2 separate regions of the Mus musculus genome follow, and region 2 is linked to region 1. A link is a loop called in an ENCODE intact Hi-C map of the cell type or tissue named here. Cell type or tissue: gastrocnemius. All regions are shown on one strand. Links, peaks and the distances in the headings refer to the core of each region. The heading gives the core; the rest is flanking DNA. Region 1 holds the start of U2af1 (U2 small nuclear ribonucleoprotein auxiliary factor (U2AF) 1). Region 2 holds the start of Pde9a (phosphodiesterase 9A).

What was found. Hi-C counts contacts between places; a loop is a spot of excess contacts. Peaks named below come from ENCODE experiments on the same cell type or tissue, not always from the same donor. Only the 100,000 strongest peaks of a DNase experiment are listed, where the experiment ranks them.
Region 2: a loop joins it to region 1, with 2.8 times the contacts of the local background. A loop is called at or near these places in 8 of 42 quality-filtered maps.

Annotation. Positions count from the first base shown.
Region 1 is chr17:31,657,494-31,669,955 of GRCm38, reverse strand. U2af1 (U2 small nuclear ribonucleoprotein auxiliary factor (U2AF) 1) reads left to right here and starts at 11,202. Exons shown (of 8, transcript NM_024187.4): 1 at 11,202-11,303. The coding sequence starts at 11,260. In gastrocnemius, for the core only: CTCF peaks have their summits at 4,972 (motif pointing right) and 6,891 (motif pointing right); DNase peaks (open chromatin) are centred at 4,997 and 8,841.
Region 2 is chr17:31,377,629-31,389,851 of GRCm38, reverse strand. Pde9a (phosphodiesterase 9A) reads right to left here and starts at 3,618. Exons shown (of 19, transcript NM_008804.4): 1 at 3,496-3,618. The coding sequence starts at 3,564. In gastrocnemius, for the core only: no CTCF peak of the experiment used is centred there; DNase peaks (open chromatin) are centred at 234 and 3,659; H3K4me3 peaks cover 2,353 bases; H3K27ac peaks cover 2,423 bases.

The sequences.
Region 1 (12,462 bases), core at 1,558-9,557:
TTCACTACGAAGGGTCTCAGAGGTGGGAAAAATAGCACAATGAGCATCCACAGAGGCATCGGGCAGGATTTAGCAATTGTGGTTTTATCCCAAGGACTGCTTATCATCATCACCACCACCATCATCATTATAATTATTACTTATTTAATTATTAGCTATTAGGTGGGTTTTTGTTTTGTTTTGTTTTTGTTTGTTTTGAAACACAGGCCCACTATGTAGCCTTGGCTGGTCCTAGAACTCATTATATAGACCAAGCTGACCTCGAACTCATAGAGCTCTGCCTTTCTCTGCCTCACAAGTATTGATTAGAAGTATGAGCCACCACCACACCTGCCTATTAATTATCTAAAGCAAAGCCCAGGAATCCTATACCGTTGCTGTCTTTCCTGCTTCCAGGCAATTTTTTTAAAACTACACGCATTTCCTGGCAAAAGCCCAGGGAACATGGCGTAGCGGGCACAACCAGACACTGCCTGCAGCTACTCATATCAAATGGTCCTGATTATTCCCAGTGGGTCCTTTTGTATTGATCTCAGATGCTCCTAACCCTACTCCCTGATCTGGTTATTATTCGAAGCTTTATTTCGCTCTTTTGGTTTCATTTTATTGCTTTCTTGAGACAGATGATTTCTCTGTGCAGCCCTGGCTGACCTGGAACTCGCCATCCTGTAGACCAGGCTAGCCTCAAACTCATAGAGATCTCCTGCCTCTGCCTCCTGAATGCTTCGATCAAAGGCATGCACCATTGCTGCCTAGCTTACACAAAGCCCTTCTCACAGTGCTTCTGCACTGTAGAAAAGCCATGTCTGGGGTTGGAGAGATGGCTCAGCGGTTAAGAGCGCTGACTGCTCTTCCAAAGGTCCTGAGTTCAAATCCCAGCAACCACATGGTAGCTTGCAACCATCCGTAATGAGATCTGACACCCTCTTCTGGTGCATCTGAAGACAGCTACAGTGTACTTGGATATAATAATAAATAGATTTTAAAAAGAAAAAGAAAAGCCATGTCTGCCTTTTTCTTTTCACCTGCTAATGTGGAGAGATATGATTTAATTATCTAATTGCTGCTTAGCCTGGCTCAGCTATTGCCTTAGCCTAGGTCCCTAAAAAAACAGAGCCTGGGGCAAAGTTTAACTGTCCTGGGCAGGATGGAGGGTCATTTGAAGGTGGGCTATCGTGTCTGGCATTGCCTAGAATCTCTCAGGGCACCGTAGGTGCTTCTTGGCACCTCTCTCACTAGATCTCCTCTGGAGAGCAGGAAACGCTGCCCCCACTTCCCCCTGGTCCTCCCCCCACCCCACCCCCATCCTTTGGGTCTGTAATATCTTGAATACTTGATGCTCAGCTGTTGACGCTGTTCTGGTTGGCTGTAGAATTGTGGAGGCATGAGCCCTAGCTAATGGGTAAATCAACCTTTTCTTTTCGCCTCCTGGTTGGTCATGACATCAACAGCTGTCCTGCCTCATGCCCTGCACCGTGCTCTTAGCTCCATGATGAACTGAACCCCCAGAGCCAAAAAGAAACTTTCCTCAAGTTACTTCTGACAGGTGCTTTGTCACAATGACAGAAAAGTTACAACTGTAGCCAGCCTTGCGGGGGGGGGGGGGGGGACACGACGGACAGACGGACACGGGACATGACACACCAAAGTGCTGAAATCCAGGCAGCTCAGTCTATGGTATGAAAAGGAGAATTACCTGTTATTTACCAGTGTGTTAACGATCCTGGAGCTAGAGGAAGCTGGGCACACGTGCTGAACCGCCCCCCGGGAGGGAGGATGTTACTATAGGGCACCCAGAAGACACCTCACACACACACACACACACACACACACACACACACACACACACACACACACACACACACGAGATGAGGATGAGTGCCAGGGAACGCAGTAGCTTCAAGGGAACCTTCTTGGTCAGACTGAGACATCTTCCAGAGATGGAGCTGACACTTCTTCTCACTAGGGGTGACAGCAAATCCCACTGTTGACAGAGGGCAGGTGAGAGCTCTGTCTTTAGGGAGTTCTAGACATGGGGAGGAAAAGTCAAGGCCACCTGCAAAGACAGCTAATAGACAGCTAAGTGGGTAGACAAACAGATAGACATAGTCTTAGTTTCATTTACATCACTGTAATAAAAGCACCCTGACACCAAAGCCAGGTGCGGGGCCCAGAGGAAATGAACTCACCCCCAAAAGTATTCACGAGCAAGAAGGAAATTACTCATTGCTGGTGATAGGTAGAACCATGGATGGACATGTGGGTCTGGAAGAAACTCTCACTCGTTCTAGAGGAGTACCTGGGGCAGAAGGGGTGAACAGGCACAAAGCCCAGGCTTTAATCGAAAATACTTTGAGACAAGGTTGGGGAGCAGGAGACATGGGACAGCTACTTCGAGGACAACCCGTCTTAGCTGTGGAGTGCATGTCATGATTGTGTGAGGTCTCACTGTACTGTTGGTTCACAGGACTCCAGTTAGGGCTGTACCCTGCAGGACATGTGACAGGTCTCCACAGTGTTATCTCATTTAGGTGTCTTTGCCTTAGTCCATTGTGTAGAATCCCCAGGTGTGATGGTTTTTGTATGCTCAGCCCAGGGAGTGGCACTACTAAAAGATGTGACCCTGTTCCAGTAGGTGTGGCCTTGTTGGAGTGTATGTTGCCTTTTGAGTAGGCATGGCCTTGCTGGAGTAGGAATGACACTAAGTATCGGCTTTAAGACCCTCATCCTAGCTGCCTGGAAGCCAGTATTCTCTGAGCAACCTTCATATGAAGATGTAGAACTCTCAGCTCCTCCTGCACCATGCCTGCCTAGACGCTGCCATGCTCCCACCTTGATGATAATGGACTGAACCTCTGAACCTGTAAACCAGCTCCAATTAAATGTCTTTTATAAGACTTGCTTTGGTCATAGTGTCTGTTCACAACAGTAAACCCTAAGACTCCAGGGACACAGAACTAAGGGGAGATGACAGATAGCTAAGTGGATAGACAGACAGACAGAGTCTTAGTTTCATTTATATCACTGCGATAAAAAACACTCAAAAGCAACGTAGGGGAGAAAGAGGGTTTGTTTTTGGTGGCTGTTGTTGTTGTTGTTGTTGTTGTTGTTGTTGTTTATAACAGGGTCTAACTATGTAGCCCTGGCAGGCCTGGAACTCACTCTGTAGACCAGGTTGACCCTCCAACTCAGAGATCCACTCACCTCTGCCTTCTGAGTGCTAGGATTAAAGGTATGTGCCAACAACCCACCTATTTTATTTGTGAGATTTATTTTTATTTGTGTGTGTGTGTTGTGTGTTGTGTGTTGGTATTCCACTCCTGTGTGGATGTCCACAGAGGTCATAAGAAGGCATCAGATTCTCTCAACCTGGAGTTATGAGTGCTTGTGAGCCACCCAGAGTGGATGCTGGGGACCAAATTCAGGTCCTGTGGAAGAGTGACACATGCTCTTAATTGCTGAGCCATCTCTTTAACTCAAAAAGGGTTTGTCTTAGTTCAGAGTTCCAGGTTATAGTCCATCATAGCAAGGATGCCATACCAGCAGGAACTTGAGAGAACTAATCACAACCAACAGTCAAGCACAGAGAACAATGAAAGCACACCTTCCCATGCTAAGCTAATCACAACCAACAGTCAAGCACAGAGAACAATGAAAGCACACCTTCTCATGCTAAGCTAATCACAACCAACAGTCAAGCACAGAGAACAATGAAAGCACACCTTCTCATGCTAAGCTTAAGCTTCTGCTCTCTGTCATCTGAGCCAGCCCAGGAATGCTGTCACTCACACTCAGGGTGGGCTTTTCCTCTTCAGTTATCCAGAATTTTTTTCCTCTTCAGTTATCCTGAATTTAAAAAAGAAAAAGAAAGAAAGAAAGAAAGAAAGAAAGAAAGAAAGAAAGAAAGAAGGAAAGAAAGAAGAAAAAAGAAAAAAATACTCACACCAGGTGTGCTGGCATATATCATTAATCCTAGCTCTTGGAAGGCAGAGGCAGGAGGATCTCTGTGATCCTGACCTGATCCTGATCTCTCTGAGTTCGAGGCCAACCTGCTCTCCAGAGCTCGTTCCAGGACAGTCAGGGCTACACAGAGAAGCTCTCTCTTGAAAAACAAACACAAAGGATATTAATTCTCCTGACCAAAGGACTTCCTCTGGTGGTCCCTGCAAGGAGCTGAGATCCGAAGAGTTCCAGACAAGTCTTAAGTACTTTGTAAGAATATCCATTCAAGTCTTTACCATAGTTTGCCACCATAGCAGACTACTTGAGGCTGGATAATTTATAAAGAACAGAGAGTTATTTGGCTCAAGGCTCTCGAGGCGGAGAAATCCAGGAGCATGGGTTTGGCACCTGTCAAACATCTCAGCGCCACATCAGGCCATAATAGAACAGAAAGCAGAAATGCAGGAAGCACACACACACACACACAAAGAAGAAAAGAAAAGAAAAGAAAAGAAAGGAAAGGAAAGGAAAGGAAACGAAAAGAAAAGAAAAGAAAAGAAAAGAGAAAGAAAAAAAAAAAAAAGCCAGGCAGTGGTGGCGAACGCCTTTGATCCCAGCACTTGGGAGGCAGAGGCAGGCAGATTTCTGAGTTTGAGGCCAGCCTGGTCTACAGAGTGAGTTCCAGGACAGCCAAGGCTTCACAGAGAAACCTGTCTCGAAAAACCAAAAGAAGGAGGAAGGAGGAGGAGGACAAGAAGAGGAGGAGGGGGGGGTAGGGGGAGGAGGAGGAGGAAGAGGAGGAGAAGAGGAGGAGGAGAAGAGGAGGAGGAGGAAAGGAAGGAAGGAAGGAAGGAAGGAAGGAAGGAAGGAAGGAAGGAAGGAAATGCAGGGAACGGGGAAGAGGAAAAAGAAGCATGTGACAGACAACACCTTTATCAGGACCCTGCTCCTTCCAAAACCCTTAACAGCATTCTTCTGGTCGGCAAGGCAAAGCCCTCTTGGGTCACACCTTGGAAATGCCCCACCTCTCCACAAGGTGGCACTGGGGACCAGGTTTCCCACATGAGGTCCGCCTGGGCAGGCTTCGGCAGCTGGCCTCCAGTAGTGAGAAGTGGGCAGACCCAGCAGAAACCCAGCAGCCTTGGTTGCTTTATACCCAGGCAGCCAAAACCAAAGCCTTTTCCAGATTGCCCATGGCCTCTGCCTCCAGTCCAGCCCAAACTCTCCAGAGTGTCCTTCCTGAATGTCCACTAGCCTCCTGCCAGGTTCCCCCTGGTTCTAAATTCTTCTGCCCCCCCCCAACCCGCCCTCCCCCACCGTATCATCCCACCCATCTCCTCCTGCACCCTCCTCCCAGAATCCCAAGCTCCACTTTTCAAGCACTAGTATTGAAACATGGCTGACATACCATCAACTTCAGCCTCTAAGAGTAACCAGTGCATCCTGTTTAGAGTAGCAGACTCACACCCCCCTTCCCACTACCGAGTTCCTGGATACTCTCGGGATTCTCTTGCTTGTTTGGCTCATTGTTGTTGTTGTTTTGGAGGATGTGTTTGTTTGTTGTTGTGACAAGGTTTTATTATGAGCCCTAGACTAATCTGGAACTCACTTAGAAGCCCAAAATGACCCTGAACTTGTTGTAATAAGCATCTTTTCTCAGACTCCTGAGTTCAAGTACTATAGATGTGAGCCCACCACACAGAGCTGGTTCCAGGATGTTTTTATCATCCCAAAAGGAATCCCAGACTGCTGCAGGATACTTGATCACACTGTGAACCTTAAGATTGTGTTATTTATTGGGGAAAAACAAAAAACAAAAACAACCTGTTTTTTTAGTTGTGGTGTGGCTCAGCCATAGTTTACACTTTTTTTTTTTTTGGTTTGTTTGTTTTTTTTTTTTTTTTTTTTTTTGGGTTTTTTCGAGACAGGGTTTCTCTGTGTAACCCTGGCTGTCCTGTAGACCAGGCTGGCCTCAAACTCAGAAATCTGCCTGCCTCTGCCTTCTAAGTGCTGGGATTAAAGTCATGCGCCACCACACCTGGCAGGTAGTTTACACTTTTAATCCAAGATCTTTCTGCTTAAATATTGTAAACAGGATTAAAGTCAAACATAGGCCAAGAGGCAGAGCAAGCAACCAGTTGACAGGAAGTGAACACAAGACAAAAGAAAAAAAAAAAAAAAAGAAAGAAAAAGAAAACATAAAGTAGCCGGGTGTGGTGGCACATGCCTTTAATCCCAGCACTTGGGAGGCAGAGAATCTCTTCCATATTAGATCACATCAGTCTTGGGAATTGGCAGCTCCTGATTCAATTCTCCCTATGTCCTCTCTCCAGTAAGGATGAAATAGCAATTGCCAAGAGATGCGGTGGATCAGACAGGATTCTGCTGTAGCCTTGCCATTGTTACAATAATGCACCTGGTATTCAATTCTTTTTTTTTTATTTTTTATTTTGGCTTTTCAAGACAGGGTTTTTCTGTATAGCCCAGGCTGTCCTGGAGCTCACCTTGTAGACCAGGCTGGCCTCGAACTCAGAAATCCACCTGCCTCTGCCTGGGATTAAAGGCGTGTGCCACCATATCTGGCCTGGTATTCAATTCTATCTGCACAGCCTTACAACTGGGTGGTCACTGTACACTCAGCTTTCATATGCCATAGAATGGCCAGGCACCTTACACAGCAGCTAGAGTCCCAAGACCGGAAGAACCTAGTCCTTTGACACCTAGGCTCAGACTGGTGCCAAAGTCACTCTGCCACATGCGTGTACAGAAGCAATTCTGGATATGCCAAACTCATGGAGGTGAAAACAGAGGTGACTTTTAAAATATATATATATATATATATATATATATATATATATAAAACACCAAATTGTGTAACTTTTATTTTATGTATGAGTGTATGCCTGCATGTGGGTGTGCTTGCCAAGTGTATGCAGTGCCCAAGGAGACCAGAAGGGGGCATTGGAACTAGAATTACAGGCAGCTGTAAACTGCCCTGACATTGAACTCTCTCTCTAGCCCTAAGAGGATGCATCTTGACACAAATAGTTACAAAGTCTCATTTGCAAGGATCAGGAAAATAGAAGGAAACTAAGGGCAGTTTTTCAGAAAACATTGAAACAAACTATCCAGTATCAAATGAAAAACTAACAACAAATAGTATCTATTTAATGATGGCCTGGGCCAGAATTCCAGATCAAATACATTCACATTTTTTGTAACTAAATTACTTGTTCTAGGTGAGATAAATAGCAGAGGGATAGTGTTATACCTGGCTTCTAGTTGACTCTCAGGTCACCACTACCTAAATAGTAACAAAGCAACTTGTTAAATAGCAAGGTAATTATACATTGTAACTTTTCTTATGTTGATTGGAGTGGGAGACCTTTGGACTTAAGTGGGCTACTTAGAAGCTAAATGCCAGTCTCTATAGATACCTTAGGAGCCAGCAATCTTGTGTTGATGGCCCTAAGGTTAAAGGTGGGCATCATAGGGACTGAGGGGAATCTCAAGTCCTGAGGCAGCACCAGGGAGGTAATGGTCTGCCCAAGAAACCAAGTCACCAGGCTTATGACTGGCTAGTCCTTTTTTTCCCCTATTATTATTTGTTTGGTCGTTTTGTTTGGTTGCTTTGTTTAGTTGTTTTGTTTTGATTTTGAGAAAGAGCCTCTGTGTAGTCTCTTGGTTGTCATGGAGCTTGCTATGTAGACCAGGCTGACCTTAAAATAACAGAAATTATACTGGCTCTGATTCTTGAGTACTAGGCTTAAAAGTGTGTGCCACCATGCAAAAGCTGGGCTATGGTGTTTTGTTTTGTTTGGTTTTTGTTTTGTTTTGATTTGGTTTGATTTAGTTGCAGTGGTGATGGTTTTGGTTTGTTCTGGTTTGTTTGTTTATTTTGGTTAGATTTAGTTTGGTTTTTCTGGACAGGATTTCTCTGTGTAGCCATGGCTGGTCTAGAACTCATCTGTAGACCAGAACTCAGATATCTGCCTTCCTCTGCCTCCCAAGTGCTGGGACTAAAGGCATGTGCCTCCATTGCTTGGCTCTGACCTGGGTTGTTTTGAACATAGTGATCCCAGGGTGGGTATGATGGCATGCCTATAGTACCAGCACCAGGAAGGCAGAGACAAGTGGATCCCTGTCACTTTAGAGCTAGCCTGGTCTACATAGTAAATTCCAGGCCAGCCAAGGCTGCACAGCAAGACTCTGTCTCAAAAAAATAAGACAAAACCCGGGCAGTAATAGCCCTTGCCTTTAATCAACTCAGCACTCAGAAGGCAGAGGCAGGCAGATTTCTGAGTTCAAGGCCAGCCTGGTGTGCAAAGTGAGTTCCAGGACAGCCAGGACTATACAGAGAAACCTTTCTCAAAAAAACCAAAAAATAAATAAATAAATAAATAAATAAATAAATAAAACAAAACCAGAGACCTAGAGACCATGCAAGCATGTGCTGATGGAACTAGCCAATTGTCTAAACATTTGCAATTATGGAAGTGATAAAATACTGGTATTGATCTTGCACAGGCAGTGCCAAGATCTATCTATCTATCAGTGAGTGGTACGAGACCCCAATACTTCTCCAGTCATTTATCTTCCCTCTTCTTAAAGGATATAAAACTTCTTTCATAAAGGGAGGGACAGTAAATGCCAAGAACATGACTATTCAAAAGACATTCAGGATGGATGCGCTGAGGGGCTGTGCAGAATACCAAAGGCTGGCTTTTCTTCCAGGCCAGCTTAGCGGTTAGGAATTTATGGGACTTATACCAGAAAGCCAGACAGGGAACATTTCCTGGTTTCCTTTGCATAAGAGGCAAAATGCCCACGCTCACACCTGTAGCCTTTCCAACCTGCCAGCTTCACGGTGCCACCTGTTCCTCTGTTAGCCCTCCCTGCCTCACTAGAAATGGAGCCGGCTGGCACACTGCCTCCTCAGCCCCTAGTGCTTGTTCAAATGATAGTTTTCATGCAGCAGGTTCACAGAAAACCTGCCAGTGTGGTTCTCAGCTGTTTCCGGCGAGGAAGCAGTCCATCCAGGCAGGTTGCTTTACTGCTTTGCACTTTTGCATATTCATGCTCACCTTTAAAGTTCAACTGCTCCTGCTTCTTTGCAGCTTGTCACGGCCAGCTTACTGCTCTCCCTGGCATATGGTAGCATCCTCGTTGCCAGCTCTATTGCTGGCAAAGAGCTTCCCACATGCACTTATAAATTCCATTTATCTGCATTTTTTTTTCCAGACAGGGTTTCTCTGTGTAGCCCTGGCTGTTCGGGACTCACTCTGTAGACAAGGCTGTCTTTGAACTCACAGATATTGCTTGCCTCTGCTTCAGATGTTAGGGTTAAAGGTGTGCACCACCACTGCCTCCCTCTTTTATCTGTATCCTTAAACACAAAACCACTGGGGATTGAGCCTAGAGCCTTATGAATGAATGCTAAGTAAGCATTTGTAGCACTGAGTAGCTCAGCCAACACTCTTCCTTCTTTTTGGAGGGGCTCACTATGTAGATCTGTCTGGTCTGTAATTCTCTATGGAGACCAGGCTGGTCCTTAAACTCATATATATCCACCAGTCTCTGCCTTCCAAACATGGGATAAAAGGTGTGCATTGAGTTTTATATCCTTTAAGAAGAGGGAAGATAAATGACTGGAGAAGTATTGGGGTCTCGTATCACTCACTGATAGATAGATAGATAGATAGATAGATAGATAGATAGATAGATCTTGGCACTGCCTGTGCAAGATCAATACCAGTATTTTATCACTTGCTTCCCAGCTTGCCTTTTAAACTTTTTACATTTGAAGCCAGGTGGTGTTGGTACACACCAGGAAGGCTCAGCACTCAGGACCCAGAGGCGGGTGGATCCCTGTAAGTTTAAGGCCAGCCTGGTCTACAAAGTGAGTTCCGGGACAGCCAGGGCTACACAGAGAAACCCTATCTTGGAAAACAAAACCAACCAGACAAAGAAACAAAACAAAAAGTGGAAAGATGCCTGTATACTTAGAGCCTTGGGAGCCATAGAAGGCCACCAACAGGAATAGATGTCACCAGGTCTGTATTCTTTTAAACTCTCTGTCATGTCAGCTGGAGCAATATTATACCAGCTGTATTAGTTACTTGTAGTTGAGGGAGAGAGAGCCCAGTGATACAATGCATGGCGAAGTATGAAGTGGTTATCCCTGCCCTCACAGACATACCCAGAAGCCTCTTCTCCATAACTCAGAAAAGTGGATTTAAACATTACACCAACCAAGGCTCGGGATGTCATTCAGTTGATAGAGTGCTTGCTTAACATACAGCATCATATAAACCTATTTGGTAGTACACACTGGTAACCCTAGCACTCAGGATGGTAAGAGATTCAGAAGGATCAGAAGTTCAAGGTCATCTGTAGCTGTACATAGTAGCTATGTAGCCTGATGCATACACAAGACCATCCCATGGAGAAACAAAAAACAAAACACGCTCAATAAAACAAACATCGTAGCAGCCTGTGTCTATATATGTGTCACAGGGCTTATTCTTCTAATGTCTCCAAATAAGAGATAAATAGATGTGACAGGGGAAGATGAATGGGTGAGGCATGGATAGTTGGGTAGCTTAATTAGTGAGGGGTGAATGGGCGTGTGGGAAGAAAGAAGGATGAACAAACTAATGGTCTGGTGGACCTGATCGGGTCATTCATCCTGGTTCCAGTAACCAGGTTAACTAGTGAGAGCCTGTGAGGAGACCCCAGCTTCCCACAACCCTCTTCCACGGTTCGTCCTCGGATGGAAGTGGCTCTATAGCCAGAGAGAGCAGATAAAGTCATCCAACCAAGATGACCCCGCAGCCTGGGTCTCTGCCTGAGATAACGGAGATTAGGCTCTGCCTGGAAATTTGGTGACTTGAAGGTGAGCCTTGTGACTGTGAGGATGCTGTGGTTTAAGGCCCTCCAGGAGGCCGGACAGAGCCCCTTATCTACAGCTGCACTGGTGGGAGGCCTGGGACAGGAGGGCCAGCAAGGGGAGAGGGCGCGGTCCCAGCGGCGGGAGCGGGAAACAGCGGTGCTGAGCACGCGCGGAGCGGCTGTCCACAGCCTAAGCCGCAAGCAATGCGCGGGACCCGCCCGGGCGCCAAGGAGTGCGCAGGCGCCAGGGTAGGGGCGGAGCCTCCTCATGCTCTTCGTCCCGCCCCCGCGCTGGCAGCACCTTTCCCAATTGGACAGAGTCGCTACGACGGGTGGGGAGAGCGTCGTCGCGTCGGGTGACGTCTCCGGAGGGACGTCGGCGTAGTCGGCAGCGTCGGCTGCCGTGCCTGAGTCGTCCGCTCGAAAATGGCGGAATACTTGGCCTCCATCTTCGGCACCGAAAAAGACAAGTGAGTAGGGCCGGCCTGCCGGGACTTGGGCTGGGGAGGCGACGGGCAGCGGGTGCCGGTCGAGGCAAGCGGCGGTGACGTCCAGGCGTGGCGGCTGGCTCGGGCCTGGAGACCTCGCGCGGCTCGGCGCCGCCGCCTCGTGGGCCGGGCGGCGGGACTGGCGGGCGGCTCGGGCTGGGCCTCGGCGCCTCGAGCTCCACCGCGGGCGCTCCATGCCGGGTTCTACGCGGGGCCCTGCCCCACGCCGCGCTCCCACTGCTGCCCGGGGCTTCTGTGGCGAAGTAACACGTTTCTTGCAACTTTAGGCTTTGAGTTATCGTGTCGGAAGTGCTGTGGCCCCGTCCTCTCTAGCATTCAGTGCTGGGGCCGACCTTTGGGAGCGGTTTCGACCGAATAAACCTCCTGCCTGCCTAAGCGTTGGCGGACCCGCCTTTCTTTTTAAATTAAGGTTTGCATTTCCGTAGCCAACTGTTAGGGTAAGAGGAAAAGGAATAGCAATATTCCCGCCTGTGGTCGTGTGCTGCGAGGCACATACTCATTTCCGCGTGTCGGCTGAAATTTAGGTTAAGGGGAATGTCTTCGGACACTTTCAAGGATAATTCCTACTTTGAAAACCTAAGGATTTAAGTATCTGGCTTAATCTGCTTCCAGTAAGTAGTCACCATCTTTATGTTTCTGAATCTTGTACAAGGTTTATGCAGATGTCAGTCACGGTGGTAAGCGTTTGCAATAGATAACGTTTTTGGTGCCACATTCTCACTCTTAAAATGTTCTGTTTTCCAGGATGGAGGCTGTCCGATCAGGCACCTTTATACAGTCTTCAGTGTTTGAAAGAGGGGATGTTTCTAAAAGTCTCATGCCTGAATCGGCAGTCACTCAAGAGACATTTAATTGGATGTTAGGTCTAGACCAGTCTTGGAGAATCAGCTGGAATAAAGTCTGGGTTCTCAGGAAGTCATGGAGGAAGGTTGTGCCTTGTGTTAAGGATGACTAAAATACATTAAAGGGACTAGAGAGATGACTCAGTGGTTCAGAGTGTGAACTGCTCTTGAAGAGGCCAGTAGTGTGGTTCCCTGAATCCCCTTTATTGCAATCTGATGTCCTACAACCACCTGTAGTGCCAGATCTTGGGAGATCCATTGCCTCTGGCCGCCACGGG
Region 2 (12,223 bases), core at 1-8,000, 280 kb after region 1:
CACTCTGGCAGGACAAAGGCCAGGCAGCCACATCCCCAGAGACAGACCATTTCTAAACCAGGGGTACTGACCAGCTTCTTCATGCTGCTACTGTGCCCTGCCTGTGGCTTTTCCCATTTCAAACAGAAACAGCTCAGCAAAACTCAAGTGGCTGTTTCCATAGTAAGACCAGGGTTCCAGCTGCAGAGATGGGCTGGAACAAAGCCACAGGCAGCTTAAGGAGAGGCATTACCAGACCAGGGCCCAGGGCCAGGCTCCAACAAAGGCTTCCAAGCATCCCCCTTGCTCAGCCACTGGCTTTTCAACCAACCCAAGGCCAGTTGGCCTGAGGCCCCCCCAAAGGCCTCTTATGCTCCCCCCCCCAAGTCTGCAAACCCAGATCTGGTGAAGCTACCAGGCAGGGGCTCTCTGGCTCCCTGGTTTAAAGTGCCTCATAGTTGTCATCCCTAAGTGGGAATGCTCAGTGTTCTCGTCCTCTGCAGACAAGATAAAGGACCAAGTACTGAGGTCTGGGGGTATGAACCTCCCCTCCCCCTCAAGTAGAAAACTAAGAAAGGGCATAGAGATTTCTCAGAGCAAAGACAGAGGAGGCCTCCTCTCTAGAGAGCACACCCGGGCCCCAACTCCCTGCTTCTTTAACAGCTTCCTTGAGGGTCTCTTGGTTCTCATCTGTGCATCCTGGCGAGCCTAGGAACAGTGGGACAGTAATGTAGGGCCACACTGCCCCTTGGCCACTTGGAAGACTTTAACCCAGTATACCCTAAAGGCTTCTGGGTCTACATGATGGGAGCCTTCCCTATCTTTACAAAGGAAGGACGCCAATCCATGAGGTCCCATCAGTAATACAGACCCTGTTATGTCCTTCTGTAACATGTTAGCCACCTGGAAATAACTTACAGTACCTACCATTGGTGAGCCTGCCATCCCCAGGTCAGAGGGGCAGTGATGGCTCATACAGGCTAATGCAGTACCTTGAGTATCTCCATTTTGCTGGTCCCTAACCTCCAACATCCAACTTTAGGGCGTGTGTGGCTCTCTGGCTACCTGGACTGCATGCCCACCCCTACCCTCACTTCACAGCTGAGAAAACAGACGCAGCAACTAACCTAAGCAAGATGGGAAGTGAAGGTCCCTGGAAGTGAGACCCTGAGGACGCATGGTGTCCACCCACCTAAGGACCCTACAGATTTTACGTAGGGTTTAGGAGGGCAAGTCCTTGGGGCTCTCCTATCTTGTACATGAAATGCCCCAGCGATAGAAGCTAGAATCCACCCCCCCCAAAAAAAATTCTTGCTGTCATCCCTGTTGAAGAAAGCTGGGCGCTGGGTGCATCTGGAATTGTCTCCATACATAAAAAGCAGCACCAAGCAGCTCACACTGGTCCCTTTGAGTCCCACCCTGGTACGACCAAGAGGGCCTGGAGTCTTCTCCCTGAGCTTTGCCGGGCAGGCAAACACTGGCAAAAGCCTTGTCTGCCTGAAGCAGTGATGACCAGGAGTTGGCAGGAGCCATGGGCAAGCTCCTCACCACGATGATAGAAAGCAACGTATAGCCTTATAACATCCCAAGCCTTCTCTGGGGAAGCAATAGTGGCTGGCTTCTTGACCTCCCACGGAGAGGAGATGGAGTGAGTAAATGCAAACCAGGAACAGTTGCACGCTGGGAACTTTCAGATGTGCCCAGCACCTAGGAAGAGGAAACATTTGCACTGGTGTACAAGGGCCCTTCAATATGGATGGGTGCAGGGGTGCAGGGGTGCAGGGTGTGGAGTCTAAGAAAAGGACACAGACACAGAGAAACCCGAAGACTTGGCTGTCACTAGGGGAAAGGTTCACCTCAGCACCCAGTGCTAAAGACAGAGTGCCCAGGATCAGTGATGAGCTGACCACAGTGACAGGGTGGAGGCCCCGCTTGCTCCACCAGCCTCTCCTTCCTGGTGTGAGTACAAAGATGTTTATGAACAGACAGAGACTGAGAGGAGAATAATGCCTCTTGTGTTCTGCAATGTTCCAGGCACTGTTTCTATCTCCCATTTACTCTCATTACAGTCTATAAAACAGATACGACGATCCCATCACAGAGAGGAATGCCAGCCAGAGGAGCCCAGAACTGCAGAGCCAGCACCCACATCAGGTCTGCCTCCACCCAGGGCTATGTCTTTCTAGCCTAGTGTAGGTACCTGTCCCCACCCATCCCAGGCTTGGCTTATAGGTGACCTTTCCAGAGATTACCCAAGTTCAGGTATGTCCACTGGAAAAGCCCACCTTCCCCACAGTGACAGACCAGTCTGATCAGGAGGGCCTAAACCTTTCTTCTACTTTCCGTGCATTGCTGAGCAGCTCTTTGAGGACCTTTGAGGAGAATTTAGGAAGGACCTACCACTGCCGAACAGGTGACACCTTCTCTTTCCTCTTTAAAGAGCTCAAAGAAGTCCAGCAATATGGCTTAATGACAAAGAGTTTGCCTCATATGCATGAAGCCCATCCCTTGCGCCAAAATTAAAACAAAACAAAAAGCTTTAATAAATTCTCATTTAGTGGGATGGGGGAAATGTATGTGTACAGATATGTGCTTTGTATACACACTGTGCATACATGCATGAACACATCTGTGCTCGTGTGGACTGAAGCAGGAAGACACACAAGGAGAGCCCTTCCTTCCTCTGGAAGGGGCGGCTGTTAAATCTCTGTAGTTGTGCCTTTGGAGTCAGAGCCTGCACCTGCCCTTCCTGCTTAAGTAAGAAGCTGAGCAGTGATGCTTGAAGGTGCCTCTCAGGCCACCCCAAGTCACCGAGCCTATCAAAGGGCCCACCTTGGAGGAGGGATGGGACTTCCCATTTTCCCAGGATCAGGCTGAGGAAGGTAGGTTTCTCCTACTGGGGAAGCAAACCAGCCAGCTAGCTAAGAGAGCGCACACCTGAGAAAGGAGGGCCCACACCCAGCAGGCAACCCTCCTTAGCTTCCTTTGCTGAGTCCACAGCAAGCTGCCCGACTTTCCTGAGATGTCCGGGTGCAATTTCCCCCCACAAAAAAAGGCGTTTCCATAGGCACTTTAGGAGGAGCTAATGAGACACCCCCTTCCCCAACCGTCCTCCAGGCCAGCTTGCCCATTGTCCCTTTGTCAAAATCAACAGAAGTCAAGGGCACTCTGTGCCCAGAGAAGGGTCTTTAGAAGGGCTGGGGAGGGCCATGAACAAAAAGGGTCTGTGGCGAACCGCACTCCTACGTGGCTCAAGTTGGTTGGGAGGACAGCGTACGGCACAGTCAAAAGCGGGTCCCTTCAGTCGCCGCGAGGCCACAGGGTGCAGAGGCAGGATCCCCCTCAAGACTGTCACCCTCCACCTGGAACCGGCCCCGCGGGTCTGCACCGCAGGCTGCCGTACCTCCCGGGGCGAGCCGCCAAGATCAGCTTGATCCGTGGGCTCCGAGCCCGCGGTGGGGACACCTGCGCCTATTAGGGCGCACGGAGGCCTCGGAGGGAGGGGGATCGGGGTACCTTCTGGATGCGTCCATCGATGTCTAGGTAGATGGCCTTGGGCCGGTAGCTTGAGGAGCCGGCCCCCATCGCGCCCGCAGCTGCACTTGGACTTTTTCACCTTACTTTCTCGCCGCGGCCGCCGCGCCGGGAGGGCGGGGGCGGGGGGAGGGGCGGGGGCGGCCAGCCAACCAGAGCTGGCAGCTCGCGGCCTCCACACGCCCCTCCTCCCACGGCGCTGGCCCGCCCCGCCCTTCCATCCCCTCCTCTCCCTTCCCTTCCCTTCTTCAATCCCTCCCCTTCTCCATCCTCCTCCTTTCTCTCCAAGGCTCCTCCCAAACGCCTCTCCCCCTCCTCACTCATGCTCAGCTCCTTCGTCCCCACCCTTTCTCCTCACTCTCCCATGTCTGCCCCCTCCCTCCCAGCCTTTCCCCCATTATTCCTGTCTCCCAGGCTCTCCTCTTTCTCCCTCCCACCTCCTCCTGCTTTCTCTGCCCACCTTCCTCTATTCCGTTCTCTCGCCCCTTCTTTTCCTTCCCCTACCCTGCTTCCCTTTCTGCCACCTTTTCCCTTCCCCCTCTCCCCTTCTTTCTCCCTTTTCCTCACCTAGGGTCCCTTCCCACTCTCTCATCTCTCTTCCCCACCTCCCTCCTCCGGCCCTCTCTTTCTTTTCTATCCCTCCCCATCCCCTCCCCTCCCCATCTTCTCCTTTGATTCCTGTCACCTTGACAGCCTGTTTCTAAGGTCCCCTTCATACATGCCCACTGTGCCCTTTAGGGTGATCAGAGATCACCCCTATAGACAGACACCAGTCAGTTAACAGCAGTCATTGGGCTGAGAGCTGTGGCTGTGGCCCAAAGTGCTGGGAAATCAGCTCTCCCTCCCCCCTACTACACCCTCCCCTTTTACACACCCCCATCCTGCAGTAAAGGCCACCCTCACTTAATTTGAATCGGAAGTGGGGAAAGTTCCTTCCCCAAGCAGCCTGTGCATTCCTGGAAGGGCCGGGAAGGCTGTTTCCCTCCACCTGGAGTTGACCGGGCAGCCCCGTTCCTGCCCTTTAAGCAGAGGGAAGGTTGCCCAGTCAACTATCTGTTAGATGCAGCACTTCCCTTACCAACGCCCCCACAACACTCACATATACTTTTGCTATTTTTCATGGGGATTGGGGGGCACATGGTAAGCCTGAAGGGAGAGAATTTCAGGTCTCCTTGGCCTCTGGACACAAATGACTCTCTGGGGCTTTCCTTGTGGGAACAGCTGGAGGAGGGGCTCTGCTGCTTGTTGCTCTTGGAAGCCGCTGTCAAACCGCTGGAGAAGGCGCCTATTGTTTGTCTTGAGTGGATTTCCAGCCACACTGCCCATCTGCTGCTGTCTGGCTTGTGCTGGCTGAGAATGCCTGGGGCTCCTTATCCTATGGGCCTGAGAGGAACCAGCCTCACCAAACAGCCTGGTCCATGGCCTTTTCCTTCCCTCATTTGGCCTTTCTGGTTTTCACCTGGTGGATGGTCATTGGCCTTGCCAAAATGCTCCAGCGCTATTGGAGTCCAGAGCAGGGATGAAGCCGGGGACTTCCAAAAGCAGCATGCATTAGAAGCATAGATACCCTTACTCTCCTCCGCTGGGAGAGACCCAAAAGCAGCAGCCCGTATCCCCGAGGATGTAGGAGGCTTGGGATCCCTGCTACGCCCACTCTGAGGACTCACAAGGTGAAGGAGATAGCCATCTTCCACCTACAGGCTGTCTAGCCCCTGATCACCTTGATGGTTCTAATCCACCCTGGCTGTCTGGGGCCCCTGCCCACTCCCCTAGTATAGCTAAGTAGCCCTAGACAAAGCTTGGCAGTTGAGAATTACTTAAAAGTGACTGGAGTTTTGAGGGTGATGGCACACAGGGCTTTAAGGTGGGGTCTGACACATCTGGATGGTTACAGCTAGATATCTGACTTACAGTAGTGATCTGGTGTCCCCAGAAAACCAAGCTGGTGTTTGTTGTTAGATGAGCCAATGCTATTGGAACTGATGGACAGCCTGTTGTTAGGGCCACCCTGTGCTCTTGTACAGCCTGCTGGGGAGAGCTCTCCACGTGGCCTTTGGGTTTCTTCTCCAAACCTTGCTGTCATCTGGCCTAGTCTTCTGGAACTGGTTCCTTCAAGACCAGATATTTGTCCCCCCAACCCCCACCCCACCCCCGTACAGCTGACCTGAAGCTTGGAGGGTGTGGCTCTGCATGTCTCATACTGTGGGTGTTGGGCACCAGGCAGGTTGGCCCTTCCAAAGGCTAGCTAGCTCTGTCGTCAGAATAACAATCACACCTAATCTTATTTTGCATTATGCAGCTTTCCTCTCAGGAGACCTCTGAACAGACACTTAGTCACCGAGGCAGCAACTGTTACCCAAAGGGGAACGAACACTTGCCCTGTTCCCATTTCCCCCCTGGAACTATGGCTTCTCCTTCACCAATGACTTCTGTATTCAGAACTGTTGCAGGTATTGGGGGGGGGCCTCAGGGGGTATGGAGGTGAGCAAAATTACCAATATCCCTGGGTGAGAAGCATCTTAGAGGTAAGACTCGATGAATAAAACAGAAACACAGGTTATTGAGTAATATCTCATGCCAAAGAGAAAAGTCTTTAGAGAAAGGGAAAAAATGTGGGGACACAGAAGCTGGACTTAACAGGTCACTTGGTCAGCTGGTTACCGGAGTGAAGAGCCTTCCAGCAAACAGTGGCCTCACTCCAAGATCTTGCTCAGGAGGCCAGCAGGATTAGGACCGAGTCACAGGGGGTGGGGGCAGGCTACAGGGCAGACAGGTTCCAATGGCAGCTCCTGTGGCTCCCACAGGTGACTCTAGGTTGCTGTGTATCTATCCGATACAACGTCGTGGGAAGGGCAAAGGAGGGATGTGTCTGGCTAATGGTTTACCAGCTCTCCCAAGTATAGTGAAGGCTCTCCAGCAGAGGCACAAAGTGGGAGGCCAGCCAGGAGGTGGTGATATCGTCCCACAGCATGATGAGCATTTGGTAAGAGAGTAGGGTTCTACAGAGAAATAGGGCCAATAGAAGATTATGTACATTATATTTTTGATTAGTTAGGGTTTCTGTTGCTGTGACGAGACACCATGACTACAGCAACTCTTTTGTTGTTGTTTATTTGTTTTTTGTTTTTTGTTTTTTTTTTTTTTGTTTTTTTTTTTTTTTTTTTTTTTTTGGTTTTTCGAGACAGGGTTTCTCTGTATAGCCCTGGCTGTCCTGGAACTCACTTTGTAGACCAGGCTGGGGCGAACTCAGAAATCCACCTGCCTCTGCCTCCCTAGTGCTGGGATTAAAGGTGTGCGCCACCACGCCCGGCTAACTACAGCAACTCTTACAAAGGACAACATTTAATTGAGGCTGGCTTACAGTTTCAGAGGGTTAGTCTATTATCATGATGGTGGGAAGTATGGCAATGTGTGGGCAGACATGGTACTGGAGAACAAGCTGAAAGTTCTACATCTTGATCCTTGGGCATCAGAAGGGAACCAAGTCACACTGGTCAGACTTAAGCATGTATAACCTCAAAGCCTGCCCCCACAGTAACACACTTCTTCCAACAATGCCGTGCTTCCTAAAAGTGCTTTTTTTTTTTTTTTTTGGTTTGGTTTTTCGAGACGGGTTTCTCTGTATAGCTCTGGCTGTCCTGGAACTCACTTTGTAAATCATGTGTGCCTGATAACCTATCATTAATTGGAAGTAAAAAATGTGTGCCTGATAACCTATCATTAATTGGAAGTATTTTAAATCAAACATGCCTGTCATTTCCCTAACGCACACATTGCGGCATTGACACTTTCCCCTTAGGATCTTGGAGCATTGCAGTTATAATTTCTGCCTAACTTTGATGGGGGATGGCAGAGACTGAAGCAGATTCATCCTACCTGTCCTTAACACGGGGAAAGAGCTGAAGGATGGTTTCTCTCGAATGCATGGGACTCTGGCACTGTACTAAAGGAAAATGTAAAGCTGAACTACCATCTAAGTTCAGGACTGTCGCTTCCTACAATGGGTGTTGGCTCCTGGGCTGGAGACCCAGGAGAGCCAGTGCTGGTGCCTGTCTCTAGTCTAAGTCTGAAGCTTGAGGGCCCAGAGAGCTGCTAACGAACATCCCAAGTACAAGGGCAGGCGGACACCAATGCCTGGCTTAAGCAGGCAGGAAGAACAGAATTCTCTGTCCCTGTTCTCTGTTCTTTTACGTCACTTGATGTGTCAGATGAATCCCACCAGCATAAAGGTGGACAGCCATCCGATTCTACCTCACCCCAGCCCCTGTAAGATGACAATAAGGCATCATGCCCCATCAGACTGACTATTGAACTGACCCTTCTGGGATAGGAAATGATTGATGTCTATGTCCAATGTCTCCATGCCAACCGCCTTCATGGGCAGCCATTATTTCTCCTTTCTGCCAGCCTTCTCTCAGGCCTAGGCATCCCCAGGATTGGGTAAGGGCTGGACTCTCTATGCCTTCTACAGCAGCCCCGGAGGCAGCTAGCTAGTGTCCTGACTTGAATGCAGCCTCAAATGAGTGTCTCAGCATCAAAACCAAACCAGGAAAAAAAGAAAAATCTGCCCCTGCCACATGGCCTGGGGATCCTAAGTTGGGTGAAGGACCCAGGACCTGCCCCTTATCTCTTGGGTTGGCCTTGGAGGTCACTGTTCCTGGGAGGAAATGTCATGACCAAAAGCAGTCATGGGGAGGAAAGGGCTTATTTTGTTTACACTTCCTTATCGAAGTCCATCATCAAAGGAAGTCAGGAACTTAAACAGGGCAGGGATCCGGGAGGCAGGAGCCTATGAACGGACCAATCCTGCTTACCGGCTTGCTCTTCATGGCTTGCTCAGCCTGCTTTCTTACAGCATCCACAACCACAAACCCAGGGGTGGTGTACCGCACCACGGGCTTGGCCCTCTCCCGTCAACCACTAATTAAGAAAATGTCTCACAAGCCTGCCTACAGCTCCATCTTACAGGAGTCTTCTTCCCCGTGGAAGTTCCCTCCTTTTTAGCTTGCGTCAAGTTAAAGTAAAACCATCAGGGGTATTGACTGACCTCAGTCAGAAAGGGGTGTCGAATAGAGGAGCCTTCTCAGGGGTGTGGAATCCTGCTTGTCTCTCCTTTGCAAGGAAGATTATAGGGAAGGGGTAGCTGGGAGCCAGGGTAGTGTTGGCCTCCTCCCCCATTGCCCCCAGAAGTTGTAGTTGAGTCTGGTACCTTCTGATGTCTTTTTGGTGGAGCTCAATCTGTCATTGTCAAAATGATCCATTAGGGTTTTTGTTTTTTGTTTTTTGTTTTTTTTTTCATATTAAGGCTTCAAATAGTAGCTGAAGGGGGAGGAGCCAAAACAGGGGCGCTGGGAAGAGTTATCCAGCCTCTGGTTTCCTTGCCCTCACTAGCTCACTGTGTTTCAGCAAGAGGCAAAGCCACAGTGAGGCAGGACAGCAGGCTCCGCAGTGACTGCACCCTTCCTTGAAGTTGGGATCTGGGAAGGAAGGCTTTAGTATTTGAGGAAAGCCTACAGTGTTTCTCAGCTGAATTTACCCAGGGCCAGTGGCCTGCTTGTCCCTGGTCGGTCTGAACATTGTGCCAGCAGGCTACAGTGATGTCCTTCTGTCTGTCCATCCTGAAGTCTAGCCAGTGTGTCTCATGACTACTGAAAAGAGTCTAGCTGCTTTCTAGTCTACATCTTTGAACAAAGGGGCTACAGAAGGGGCCACATCAATTTCTCAAAGCAAAGTGTGTATTCAGCTTGTGTTTGTTAGGGATGTGCCCCGGTGGAGGTCCCTAGGGGAGGATGGGAGCCTATGAACACACACAGGACACACTGGCTGAGGTTAGGACGTACACGTGTGTGATGCCTCTGTCTTTCAGAGGACTCTGCTGGGTTGGCACAGAAATGTGGATTTGAACACCAGGTCTAAATGGCACAAAGCACCAGATGCTGGTGAGATGGCTCAGTCAGTAACGTGCTCGCCTTGCAAGCAAGAGGACATGAGTTCAATCCTGTCTTTTTTTTTTTTTTTAAGCCTTCTGTGTTGGTGAGGAACTGTAGTCCTGGAACTAGGGAGGCAGAGTTTAAAAAAGGGTGGACTGTGCCCAAAGAATGACACTCAAGATCGTTACCCTTCCTATGTACCTGTCCACGCATCCACACACACACAGAAGCCTGTGCTCTTTGGCCTGATCTGCCCTAAACAGTAATGTTCCGTGGAAAGGCCGGTGTAAACCTTGGGCTTGATTTACTCACTCGGTGACTATTCTTTATGGCCTCTGTCACTACAAATCATGTCCAGCCATAAACATTTCAGAAAAGACAAAGTCCCTCCCAGGCCAGAAGGTAGATGGCCCTGTCTGGGTCACTCATACCAACACACAGAAGTATACAAAGCAGATACCTTGGGCTCTCTTCTATGCTACTAGCCCCCTCGTGCTGGGGACTTGGATTCCTTCGATAAGATGATATGCTTGTGTGATTGTGCGTGCTCTATGCTACTTGTGTTGGCTTGCTTTCTTCTTCCTCCCCTTCTCCCTTCCCCTTCTTCCTTCCCCCTTCTCTATCCTAGTCTTGGTGTTGCCCTAGATGACCTCAGACTCTCAGGTGACCCCTGTCAGATGAGATTACAAGGCCACACCATCATGCCTGGATCATGTTGCTATTCCTAAAAAAAATAATCGGTCTTGAAAATGAGATTTGGGTGGCACATGCTTTTAATCCCAGCATTAGAGAGGCAGAAGCAAAGGCAAGGGACTCCCTGAGTTCAAGACCAGCCTGGTTTACACAGGGAGATCCAGGGTAGCCTAGGCTACACAGAGAAACACACACACACACACACACACACACACACACACACACACACACACACACACACAGAGAGAGAGAGAGAGATAAGTGAATGTATACTTTTTACACTTCATGTGTATTCAAGAGCGTGTGTGTGTGTGTGTGTGTGTGTGTGTGTGTGTGTGTGTGTGTGTATTCATGTATATGAACAGTACAAGTGAGTATGGTGGCCATTACGTCTTCCTTAGCTTCTTTCCACCTTCAAGCCACAGGGCTCCTCCTGTCTCTCCTTGGTAGAATTACAGGTACTCCATGCCTGGCTTTTACATGGGTAAAAGCCTGCTTCTACCTCTCTAATGCTGGTTTTAAACTTAGGTCTCCATGCTTGTTAGCAGGCACTTTACCAAATGGACTTTCTTTCACAGTTCTGCTTTGTATACTTCTGTGTGTTGGATGCAGAAGACACACTTACTGTTTTATATTATATTATTATTATTGCCAAATAACCCCATAAGATGAATAAATTTGTCATCATCCTATGAGCATAAAATATCAAGTGCCATTTGACACACTTTCAGCAAATTTTCAGCACTCCGTGTCCCTTTCCCATCCTGCTGGGAGAAAGACCGAGACTTTCAGTTCTCTGTTCACACGTGCAGAGACTCCAGCCTCGTGCTTCTGGGCCACTCATTATTTTCCAAGGGAGTTAATACACTCTGCTGTTGATCCCGCTTTAAGGTCCTGTGTGTTGTTGATTTTTTACTCACTCCTTCTATAGAGAGGAGATGGCAGCCCTCGGAACAGTAGATAGTTTGCGAATACTTCTTTGCCAGTGTTTTCATCTTTACGATCTATTCATATCGTGACAGTGCATATTTAAGCCACCAAAGCCTGTACTGCTCTTCCCGAAGCTGCACTGGATGTCTCATCGGCTTTAAGAGGCAGTGCCCTTTAAAGTAGGAAATTGAAAAGGCAAAGAGAGAAGTGACCCACATTTTCAGTGGACTTGGCTAATGGACCTGGCAGCCCTGCTGAAGCGATGTCAAGGGGGACAATTATGCTGAGTGCTTGGGACAGGCAGGGATGCCCGTGGGATACAACACCAGGCCAGCTACTGGGACCCAGCCCAGCTGGGTGTGAGACCCTTGTCTAGGGAAGTCCGTTAGGTCTTTTAAGACCCAGCGGAGGTGACTGGCTTGCGGTGGAAATAGAAAACGTTTGCGTCTAGAGAGAGAAGAATTTCCCAGGCAGGGGGGGTGTTGGCGAGGGGGGAAGACCATTTCAGAATTGTTTTCAGCAACGAGGTATTTGTCACAAAACCAAGCAAAAAACAGTCACAAAGCACCCTGAAGTGGCTGATGGGAAAGAGCAGATCTAAACTGATGCAGAGACGTCTAGTGCCCCCTGGGGGTTGAGATGAACATTCCATGCTCTCATGGCTTTGTGGAGCCGGGATGCTTGTGGGTCACCTCAGCCTGACACTTGCTTTGCGTGTTGTGTGAGGACCACCAGGTCAGGGACTCCTTCTTCTGGTCCTTCACTTCCCTTGCTCATGGTCCTCCATGCAGTGCATCCCCAGGGGTTGATCTTTTGTTGTGGTCTGCCCTGCAGTCCTATGCCTTCCTAGGGCAACTTATAGACATAGTTTTATTTTAGAATGTCCTTTTCTCTTGCTACCTCATTCACTATCACCCTTACAGATAACATGATATGGACTAAACAGGATGCATTTAGGAGTGTGTGTGTGTGTGTGTGTGTAAAACAACAACTAAAGAAAAAAAGGCCATAAATTTGAGAGAGAGCAAGGGGGTGCCAGGGAGGCATTGGTGAAAGAAAAGGTTGGAAATGATGTAATTATAATTTCAAATAATTTTAAAAATACATTAAAATAAAAGCATCAGCCGGGCAGTGGTGGTGCACGCCTTTAATCCCAG